Regions from separate parts of the Mus musculus genome. Here region 2 is linked to region 1. Evidence: chromatin contacts called from ENCODE POLR2A ChIA-PET data. All regions are on one chromosome and are shown on one strand. Each heading gives the region's core, a stretch centred on a gene start or an enhancer-like site at or near the end of the contact. The rest is flanking DNA. Distances are from core to core; before and after follow the strand shown.

Evidence for each region. ChIA-PET counts read pairs that join two places held with the same protein, here RNA polymerase II (POLR2A).
Region 2: POLR2A ChIA-PET joins it to region 1 with 66 read pairs in Patski. The contact joins the promoter of Ddr1 here to the enhancer-like site in region 1. POLR2A ChIA-PET finds 5 or more read pairs at or near these places in 2 of 5 experiments (Patski and embryonic stem cell).

What each region holds. Positions count from the first base shown.
Region 1 is chr17:35,633,477-35,638,934 of GRCm38, reverse strand. Mucl3 (mucin like 3) reads left to right here. Exons shown (of 3, transcript NM_001033366.3): 2 at 312-1,579; 3 at 1,950-3,180. The coding sequence ends at 2,102. Among named protein-coding and RNA genes, the nearest start is that of Mucl3, 7.5 kb to the left of the region's middle. Within about 2 kb of position 3,128, at least 1 of the 3 ENCODE cell types and tissues checked has a DNase peak (open chromatin) inside an H3K27ac peak, as active enhancers do.
Region 2 is chr17:35,698,252-35,703,709 of GRCm38, reverse strand. It overlaps Ddr1 (discoidin domain receptor family, member 1), which reads left to right and starts at 3,120. Exons shown (of 18, transcript NM_001198833.1): 1 at 3,120-3,279. It overlaps LOC115488883 (a small nuclear RNA gene), which reads left to right and starts at 4,401; the gene lies at 4,401-4,507.

The DNA of each region.
Region 1 (5,458 bases), core at 1,879-4,378:
TGACACTAGGTCTTCTCGTCTTAGAACCAGGAAAGATGCCAGAACGCTGAGAGGAAATCTGAGGAATGCACGTGGAAAGGAGAGGGGTATACATTTTTCCCCGCTGAAAGTACAGTTCAAGCAAAAGTTCGGCATCTAAAGGGGAGGATGGGGTTGAGCAGTGTGATATTCTAATGAGCCTTCCTGAGGCGACAGCTGTGCATCCAGGGATGCCTAGTACAGAGGCAGGCAAGAAATTAGGGAAGTTCCTTATCTCTCTCTCTCTCTCTCTCTCTCTCTCTCTCTCTCTCTCTCTCTCTCTCTCTCCACAGGTGCTAACACATTTCAAGAACTTCAAAAGACTGGCGAACCTCCAAAATTCGATCACTTACTCCCTCTTACTCAGGGTCTTACTCATAGAGCCTCTTCTGACCAAAAAACCTCAAGGCAACATCCTCCAGACCTCCCTGAGGCTACAGCAACCCAGAAGGCCAAAAACCAGTGCAACACCACTCGCCTTGTCAAACCAGTGCACACACCTCTAGACAACGCCAAAGCCGCAGACTATGGAAACACCACTGTCCGTCATGAAATGCCTCCGGCTTCAGAGAAGGATCTCAGCAGTCAAGGAAAACACCTAATGGCCAGGAATGAGCGCTCGGCTGACGACCCCAGATCCACTACCTCAGAGAACGGGTCAGATGGAAAACGTTTGACCTCAGCACCCAGGAGAAACACAAGCTGTATGCCTTCAACAAGGCGAACCAGCTTAACGACGAAATCAGGTATGAGAGCGAGTCCCATGGGGGCCAGTGCCAGCTTAAGGACCACCTCACAGAAGCCCACAACTTTCCATGTCTCAGAGCTCATTAGACAAAGTTCTTCCCCAGTGTATGCCACAGAAACCCCAAGGACCTCATACAACACCCTAAAGACCCTAACAACATCAGGACCTGAACATCACACAATTCCGTTTGCCTCAGACAAGTCTGTCCAGATAACTACAGAACACATTAAAGAGGCCACATCAGCTAGCGAGATCACAAGAACCCAATCAACATTCACCAAGTATGAAGGAAAGACCAGCCCAGCTAGTGAGAGTAGCTCGCAAGCCCAGGTGCTTCCCATAAAACATCATACCACATCGGCCAGTGAAAATACGATACCGGTCTCAGCAAAGTCCACACCATCTACCGAGAAAGCTACAAAACCCACAGCGAGTCCCACCGTATTCCAGAGGAAAACCATAGTAGCCACTAAGACTGTAAGAGCCACAAGAACCTCTGAGAGAACACCAGTATTCTTGGAGACCACACAACCAGCCAAAGCCACAGAAGACAAGTCATCTACTGTCCCTTCTCATGTCCATAAAACGGAGACCATGCACCAAGGGACAGTTGGCTCTTTGACATCCAGAACGAACCTGGGACTCAGCACTTCAGAAGCTCACTACCCCCAGCAGAGCACCCACAGCTTGCCTGGAGGCCTCCATGCTGCTGGGGAAACAGGGGAGAATAATTCATTCCCTGTGTGGGCTATAGTTATTGTGATCCTTATGGCTGTGATTATCCTGCTGGTTTTCATTGGCCTGATCCTTTTGGTAAGGGCAGTGGGACTGGGGGTGGGGGGGCGGCAGGGAGACACAAGAGATGGGGATTGACGAATGATTAGAAGTTAGAGAGAATAATGAGCTGCAGTGGAATATGGGTCTGAGAGAGAAATCTGGGGATTTGGTAATAGTTTTGGGAGTGAAGGCGGGGATACCAAGACAAGGGGACCAGGGCAGAAGTGGGTTGTAGGTGAAATCTAGGACTCTGTATTTGACCCAGGTTTGGAATATGGACCAAAGCTTGGATAGAATCTCGGGGAAGGAGAAGGACAATGGCACAGAATTACGGAGAAAAGCCCTGAGGGTGGTTGAGGGAATTGGACTGCTGGCAATGGTCTTACTCCTCTGTCTGTCACCTCAGGTCTCCTGTGCATCACGAGCACGCCATGTACTGACCCAGAACTCAGAGGAGCCCGAGCCCCAGCCTGAAGACAAAGGGAGCCGCAATTCCTACCCAGTTTACCTGATGGAGCAGCAGAATTTGAATCTAAACCAGATCCCTTCCCCACCATGACCGCGAGACCTGCATCCCCAGACCTTCCAGGCTTAGCCCCTTTCCTGGAAGATGCATTAGATTCCGAATTCATGAACTCAGAAAGGGCAGCAAAAACTAACAGACAAAAGCTGTAGCCCCCATCGGCCATGCTCCTAACTGACTAGCTGAGGAACAAGGCGGTAAGGGCAACAGACGAACATTTGGAGGAGAGAGAAGAAAGAATAACTCAAGTACTCTCCATAGAAAGTGATGTAAGAATAGCATTGATGGACAGCAGGGGCGGGACCAGTACAGGAAAGGGCGTGGCTTGGTGAGGCATCAGCACCTCCACATTCCAAAGACTAGTAGGACCCTGGGTCCCAGGAGGAGTGAAGACAGGTGCTCAGGTTTAAAAACTGATTTATAGTAATTATGTCCACCCCTACCTAAGATGCACACACTTCTGAATTCTTGAGATACCAGATATGTTTAAATTGTTTTTAGTTTTTAAAAAGGGCCCCAAAATAAAGGAAGATTGAACTATTTTCTTCTCTACTCTCTCTTCTGCCTGGAGAGAGAGAGAGAGAGAGAGAGAGAGAGAGAGAGAGAGAGAGAGAGAGAGAGAGAGAGAGAGAGAGAGAGGGAGAGAACCCCTACCCTGCAAAAGGTTACAAATTCCTCCACCCCACGCATAGCTCTTCCCTTTTCCTCGTGAGTCTCTTGGTTTTTCTGGATGTCTGTGGTGGGTTTTCTGTCCGTGGGTGGGTACACACGGGGGTTTATGTTTGCCTGCAGTCTCATCCACTAAGCCTCATCCCCAGCCTTCCCCGGTGGTGCATCTTCTCAGCACTTGGCATTTCTCCATCTTTACCGAAAGCGCGTGCTGGCTTCAACTTGCGGGAGTCACCGTCGTCACTCAGCCCACATCCCCTCTCCTCGCTCTCCACCATGTTCTGACTTTCCTTCTCACAGGCGGTTCATCTATGTGTGCTTGGAAGATTTTCTTTCCAATTTAACCCGTTTCTTTACCTGGTGCGCAAGACGAGGAGCGGGGAGGAAGTGGATAGAGGACAGGCGCCCTCTGCTGGGCTTCTGTAATAAAGCATGATGTATTTCTAAAGTGTGGACTGTGTGGATTCTCAGAGAACTAACTCAGGTCCCTGGCTCTGTGGTTTTATGGGTAACCTTGGACAGAAAAGGTTGGAGGACAGGACTAAGGAGTTCTTTGAAGGGCCAGAGAGAGCGGAGACAGAAATTCTATTCTTTCTAAAAGGTTTCTGGGTTTAGGCAAAAGCTCAGGTCAGTTCACTGTGGATTTATTTGCATGGGGCCAAAATGAGGAGGGTGGGGAATTCGGACTTGATAAGAAAGCTCTGTGTGTGTGTGTGTGTGTGTGTGTGTGTGTGTGTGTGTGTGTGTGTGTGTGTGTGTGTCCTTGCCCGCCTGCACATATGCAATTACCCTCAGAGGCCAGTAGAGGGTGACAGATTCTTCTGATGCCAGAGTTACAATTGGTCCTGAGCTACCCAGTGTTGGAACCCAAACTTAGGTCTCTGAAGAGCAGTGCATGCTATTAACTGTTGGGCCATCTCTCCAGCCCCATACACCGCATTATTAAACATCCATTATATATAGTGTGTTGACATACACACAGAAAAAAAAAACACACACACACACACACACACATAGGGCAATGTTCTCGCCTGGGACACAAATGCAGGAACGCTAGAAGACTTCCACAAGAGTCATCACAGGAAGTGCTGTGCAGAGTAAATAACCTGGATAATGAAATCAATATTTATAAGCAGCCATGTCTCTCTGTTAAGATACCAAAACCATGAGTCCCACAGAACCTCACCCATCATCCACAGAGACTTGATGTCCACTGACCCTGGAGAAAGGTGCCTGAGAAGGCATTCCAGTGCGTCACAGGCCTTCCGGCCAGACTCCAGCCTTAACCAGGCAGCAGGGTCACGAGGCCATCATTTCTACTTTTTCTCTCTCCTCAGTAGTCCCTGCCCTGTCATGGATGATCTCAAACTGTCTGGGTTGCTTCGGGCCAGAAGGACTCTCTGGATGTCCCATCAGGTGACAGGCTCTGCTGAGGGCAGGATGGAGCTGGGCTTCAGAGATGAAGTATCTCAGGGGCCGGAGGGACCCCAGACTTAGACCCCTCGTGACGTCCATGCTAGGTTGGGACTTCTGGGAGAAAAGAAGGTGTGTGATTTTCAGTTGTTCAGGTCGGTGTGACTCAGCATAGCTATGTACAGGGAGTACCCTAGGATGGATGCTAAAGCCCTTAGCCCACTCCTGACCCTGAATTCCTCCAACTAGACCACGACAATAATAGTAGTAGGTAATAATAACAGCAACCTTTCCTCTAGAGTCTAACCATCTTGTCTCTCTTTGCTAATTATTACCCTGAAACCCACAGGGAAGTCCTTTAATGAGCTCAGGGCTGGGCCCACTTGAAGCATAGCTAACTGATGAGCAGCTCTGCAGGGAATGCACTTGCTTTCTGCATGCCTGTGTCCCTGTGCCTCCTGGAGGTCACAGCAGGAACCTGGAGTGCTCACAACCCAGAGGGCAGGTCCCAGAGCCTGGGCTGGTTAGCAAGCTGCAGCTTTTCCTTCTCCTGAGGCTCCACCTGGTGGGTGGATCCTGGACTTCCTTTTCAGAGCAGAGCTGGGCTCCATTCTCCCTGCATAAGATCTGCTAGGTCAGTTTCTGCCTCCATCACAGATGGGGCAGCCTGGATTTCTCTCCCACAGCCAAGCCAAATGCATAAAACTACCTATTCTCAGGGCTGTGTTTCCACGGATACCAGTTGATGTGTTTATAAAAGGATAAAGAGAAGGGAGATCTGTTCCATGGAGGTATAGTTAAGTATGGGGGAAGGGGGTATTTCAGTAGGTCCTTGCCAAGGCCTCCCTTCCCCCTGAGGGATCAGCCACACAACGATGGTAGAGTATAGAATAGAGTTTATTCAGGGCGTGGAGAGGGGAGTTAAGAGGGTAGTTAGTAGAGGCAGAGAAAGAGAGAGAGAGAGAGAGAGAGAGAGAGAGAGAGAGAGAGAGAGAGAATGAGAGAAAGTAAAGAAGACCAGCCATGAGCATGTGGAGAAAGGGGGGAGGGGGGAGGGGACAGAGTGGGAGCAAGAAGGGAAGTGCAAGGGGGGAGGAGGGAGCAAGCAGCACCTTTTATAGTGGGTCAGGCCTACCTGGCTGTTGCCAGGTAACTGTGGGGTGGAGTTTAGACAGAATGCCAACACTAGTCAATCCTCCCATCCCACTAGGGATTCCTCCTGCCCTAAAGCTCTGAAACTGCCCATTGAAACTGAATCTACAGGGCCTTTGTAAAACCACTCGTGATCACCTCGTTCACTGCCATGGTGT
Region 2 (5,458 bases), core at 1,871-4,370, 65 kb before region 1:
TCCTTCCTTCCTAAGTCTGCCCACCCAGCCCCCGTGTCTCTCTCTCTCTCTCTCTCTCTCTCTCTCTCCCTCTCCCTCTCCCTCTCCCTCTCCCTCTCCCTCTCCCTCTCCCTCTCCCTCTCCCTCTCCCTCTCCCTCTCCCTCTCCCTCTCCCTCTCCCTCTCCCTCTCCCTCTCCCTCTCCCTCCCTCCCTTCCTTCCTTCCTTCCTTCCTTCCTTCCTTTCTATGGCTCCATGTCTCAGTCTGTATCTTTCTGCCTCCATATCACTTTCATTCCAACCTTCTCTCTCTCTCTCTCTTTTTTCTATTCCAGTTGCCTTCTCTGCCTTTAATTCCTTCCATGTTGGATCAGCAACCCTCCCTCCATCCAGTCCTTTCCTCCCCTCCCCAAACTCCTCTCTCCTCCAGAGCCCCTTTATCTCCCACCCTTTCTTTACTTGGCACCATCTCCCTTAACTCTCCTCCCCTCTCTGTGCTCCGGACGTGTGCCCCCTCCCAGGTCCTGTCTCTATGTGACCATCAGCCTCCCTCTGGGAGACTCTTGGTACCCTGGTCCTCATTCCTTCCCCAGACTATGCACAGCTAATCAGTCTCACCTTTTCTTTTCTCTTTCCTTTCCTTTCCTTTCCTTTCCTTTCCTTTCCTTTCCTTTCCTTTCCTTTCCTTTCCTTTTTTCTTTCTTTTATCGGTTCCAGATTTAAGCCATCTCTTCCTTGGCCATCATACCCCAGGCCTCATTTTCCTATTTGATCTCGGTGGTTTTAAAGTATGACCTATAGCCAGGGTCTTTTCCAGCTCCTTACCCTGCCCCCCCCCCCCCACACCAGAGGCTTTCCACTCTCCCCAGCTGCTGACCCAACCTGCTCCCCTAGAGGCAGCTGCATCTCGAGGCAGGGACTGTAGCTAGTGTGTGTTGGGGGTGTTGAGGGTGGGCCCATCTAGTCCACTCTCCTCTCACTGGTTTTGTCCTGCTTTCCTACAATGGTCGGGTGGTCTGCAGGCCTTGAGCTGAGCTCTTATTTCTCCTACGTGCCTCTTTTCACATCCCCCTTCCCCTCAGTTGTTTTGTTGTTGTTTTTGTTTGTTTGTTTTTGTTTTTTGCTTCTTCTTCCTGTGCTTGCAGAAAAGGGTCCAGCATGGGAGAGTGTGCATGAGGGAAAAGTAGAGAGAACTTCCCAGGTTCTAGGGTACAACAGGGGGCCCTGGAGAGGAGCAGAGGGCTGGGGAGCCACAGATGGCTGGGTTCTTGGCTCAGCTATGTAGGCCCCAGGATGGCTGGGATTTCCCTCTCTGGCCCCTGGGAATCTGGGCTCCGAGTAGCACATTCCAGCCGGCTCCAGCTCCTTTTCTGCTGTCACTTGACTCCGCTGGGCCCCAGCCCTGCGTCCCTCCTACTCCTCCGGCCCTGGTCTGGAGCGAGGTGGGCATCACCGACTAGGAATTTTTCCTGGGAGAGTGATAAAGGGGCCAAGGCTTCAAGATTCTACCTCCCATGGGCCCTTCACTGGGCAGTGTGAGTCACGGGCGTGAGGGGCTGAAGCATTGCTAGTCCTGTCCCGGGCTTCCCCAGAGCGGCCCTCCTGGGAGGAGGGGCTGCCGCCAGCGCAGGTGAGGTTACTGGGAAACCTTGGCCCCACCCCCAGCCAAGCTCCACACCCCGCCCAGTCTCTGCAGGACCCAGATTTCCAATCGCTGTCTGCAGAGGGGTAGGTGATTTGGGGAGTCGGGGTGGGTGTCCCCTAAGGTCTAGGTGAAAAGGTCGTAGGCAGTTCTCCCAGTGGCCATGGGAGCCATTAGCAGGTCCTTCAGCAGCTGGAACGTCCCTGGGTTTGTAAACTGGAGACCCAGCCTGCCTTGGCTTCTCCCTAGGGGCAGCTTATCTTCCTGGTAGGTTTTTTGTGTGTACTTGTCTTGGTTTGTTTGGACTTCGTGTCTTTCTTGAGACTCTTTGGAAATGCTTTTTGGGTGTGAGTTTTGAGTCAGTTGGGATGTGTTTGTAACCGGGTGGTGAGACCGGAGACTTTACTGTGACCTGACATTATCCGGGGACTTGGCAGGTATGGGGGGGGGGGTGGCGTTGGAGAGAGGTAGGAATGACAGGTGGTGCTGAATGGGACGGAACACCTCCCACACTCCCACACTAGCTCTGTTGTCCTCCCTGCCTCTATCTCTCCGGTCCATGGCTCAGCAGCTCTCTCCGTTCATTGTCTCCTTGTATCCCTGGGTCATGCGTTCCTGTGCTTTGGGCAGTGTCTTTATTTTTCAGGGCGCCTATCTATCTTCCTCCCCCACCCCCACCTCGTCTTGGCTCCATTTTGCCCTTCTCCTTGCCAGAAGCCAGACTCTGCGGCTTCCACCAGGGACCGAGCTGACTGACTGGGACTGAGGGAGGCTTGCCTGAGAAAGACTGCAGAGTTAGCCTGGATGAAGCAGGGATCCCAGGGGGATCCGGAGCTTGGGGGTTTGAATCTCAGGGATCCTGAGAAGACAGGAGGGAGCTGCCAAGCTGGGGAGAGGTTCTGGAAGAAGGGAACAGAAAAAAGTTGAGACTAAAAGAGTGTGACCGGCTCTCAGACTTGGGGCGCGCGGGGATGGGGGGAGTGATTTAGGTTGGGATCCGGAGGAGGGGTGTGTGCCAAATGGTGACAAATGGGGTGGAGTGTGAACCTAGAGGGTCTGGCTAGACAGGTGAGCCCGGCTCCCTTCCCCCAGCCGGGCTGCAGCTCTCGCTCCGGTGCTGGGCCTGTGGGAACCCGTTCCTTCCTGCGTGCCCTGGGGCCGCTTCTCCGTGCTTCTCTCCCTCTCTCCAGGAACCGAGCCCAGAAAAAGGGGAGGAGGGACGGCGCCAACTCTCCCCACCCCCGAGCCACCGCGCGGGGTCCCTAGGGGGCTTAGCGGGCCCCTGATGGTGCTGCTGTACCCCAGCATCGGGGTGGCGGGGGATGGGCGTGCGGATCACCTAGTGGAGGCTACGCGCTGGGGAGCACTTGCAGGGCGGGTACCGCACTAGGAGAGGAGCGAGGGGCGGCGCCGGGCGTGGGAGCGCGGGCGCCGGGGCGGGAGTACCGGCGGGGGACGGGCGCGGGGAGGCGGCGCCTGGGCGCGATCCGGCCCCGCGCTGGCTCCTCTCCCCGGAACAGGCCCCCGACAGCTGCTCGCGGGAGCCGCCTCCCGACACCCGAGCCCCGCCGGCGCCTGCGCTCCCCTCCCGCGCCCCGCCGCCGAGGAGGCCCCAAGCCGGGGCCTGACGCCCGGGTCCGCCCCGGAGAGCCATGAGAGGTAGGGACTGAGGCGGGGACGAGCAAGAGGCAAGGGGAGCGGGTTGGGGAACCCCAGTTATGTTTGCTGCCCCGGGATTTTGACTCTCCATCCAAAGCAGAGGGTCCTGACTTTCCGAGAAACTATTCCGAAAAGAGAGCGAGGACCTCTCTTTTCTTGGGTGAGGGGAGAACCTAACTCCAAGAGGACAGGTGCGCGCATATGTAGCCCACTGAGTCATCCTATCGGTGCCTACCCCTCAACCTCCGGTGCCATGCTTACGGACATGCTCGGTTAAGCTGCCCAGGCCAGAGGGAGCCAGCCTGACGCCCAACCTACCAGACCAGCCACGCTCCGTGGTTGCCGGGTTGTGCCAAGAGACGAGGTCACCGCCCAATGAGCAACGCTCCCAGGCTCCCTTTCTGGCCAGGCAATTCTTTTCAGCACCCCCTCTCCCAGCCACCGCCCGGCTGGCCTACAACTGAGTGGCTGAGAAGGATGGAGGTGTGTCCAGACTCGTGTGGCACTCACTGTAGGGACAGGTCACACACAGTAGAATGCTTGAGAACAGGGAGAGATGGTCCTTGTTTTTCTTGCTGTTCTTCCCACCTGAGTCCCACCTGTTCCTGCCTGCTCTTGGCTTCCCTCTGGCTCAGTCACTCTGGATGTTTGGGGGTGGGTGGCTCCGTTCTCTGAGGATCCTGTACCTCAGGGCCTGCGTGTGGCTCACTTTGTCTTCTGATTATAGGAGCTTGTGTCTGCCGTTTAGTATTCGCTAAATGGTGAGATCTGACTTTATAGATTACCTCGGGGTTTGTGGCACACACCTGTAATTAGCCTCTGGTGATAAAGAACTGAAGGTCAGCCTTCCTTGGCATCGTAGTTGAACTTGAGACCTTGTCTCAAACAAAACAAAACAAACAAACAAAAACCCCAACCAACTATCTTGCTGTTAGGAGTACAGGTCTTTAGTTCCAGCACTCGAGTGGCAGAGGCAGGAGAATCTCTCTGAGTTCCAGGCTAGCCAGGGCTACACAGTGAGACAACAAAACCCAAGCAACTAACCAGTCCTTCTCCCCGCCCCAAAGCAACACAAAGAAATCAAACGCACACACAGAAGATGTCAAGATCTGTGTGGAGTGGTGCTGGCTTCGGCAACACATATACTAAAATTGGAAAGATACAGAGAAGACTAATGCGGCCCCTATACAAGCATGACACGGAAATTCATGAACGGTCCTTAATTTTTAAATGATGGAAGATGGAATTTAATGGAGGAGTTGTCTTTAAAGCTACTTGAGGTCCAGGTAATACTTAATAAAATTAGACAGGCGTGGTGGTGCACGCCTTTAATCCCAGCACTTGGGAGGCAGAGGCAGGCGGATTTCTGAGTTCAAGGCCAGTGTGGTCTACAAAGTGAGTTCCAGGACAGCCAGGGCTATACAGAGAAACCCTATCTCGAAAAAAACAACAACAAATAAATAAATAAATAAAAATTAAAAAGACCCCAGGGAAGAATGCAGGGTCCAGGAACAACAACAAAATCCTGGAGACTGTAGAGTCTCTCATGTAGACTATTTATCTCTCTTTTTGCAGAAAACGGGGGTGGGGGTGGGGCTCAAGGTGCTGAAGTGAGTTGAAACAGCCTTTCCAGGATATGAACGTCTTGGTGCAAAACTGAACTCCATTCTTTGAATCTAAACAGGATAGCGGCATACAAGAAAAAACAAAAAAGATCTGTACAGAGTGGATAGGAATTGTGTGAGCTGGTCTTGGTGGGACACAGGCCAATAGGGTGTGCTGAAGAGGCAGGAGGGTCAGGAGCTAAAAGGAAAAGAAATGAAGAAAGGAAAAGGAAAATGTCTGTGAGAGGCAGTAAGGCGCTAGTGGTATGTGAGCAGGATACATTTAGCGTTCACAGTGGGTTTAAGTCCCCTGTGTGTATGTATGTGTCTAGAGCTGGGATTGGGCGATGGGTTTAGGAGAGAAGGAAGGGCCCAGGGCGCAGTGTCCTGATCCTTGGTTTGTAATTGGTTGAAGAAGGGCCAGGTGGGGTACCATTGAGGTGGCTCTCCTGAGCCGGTCTGATTGATTGTGGGATTCAAGACCTAGGAGACAATGGGAAAGGGGTTGCCCCAGACCTTGTGAGCATGTCTCTGCAGCTCCTGCACTTGGCCCTGTGTCCCGTTCTCTGCCTGCT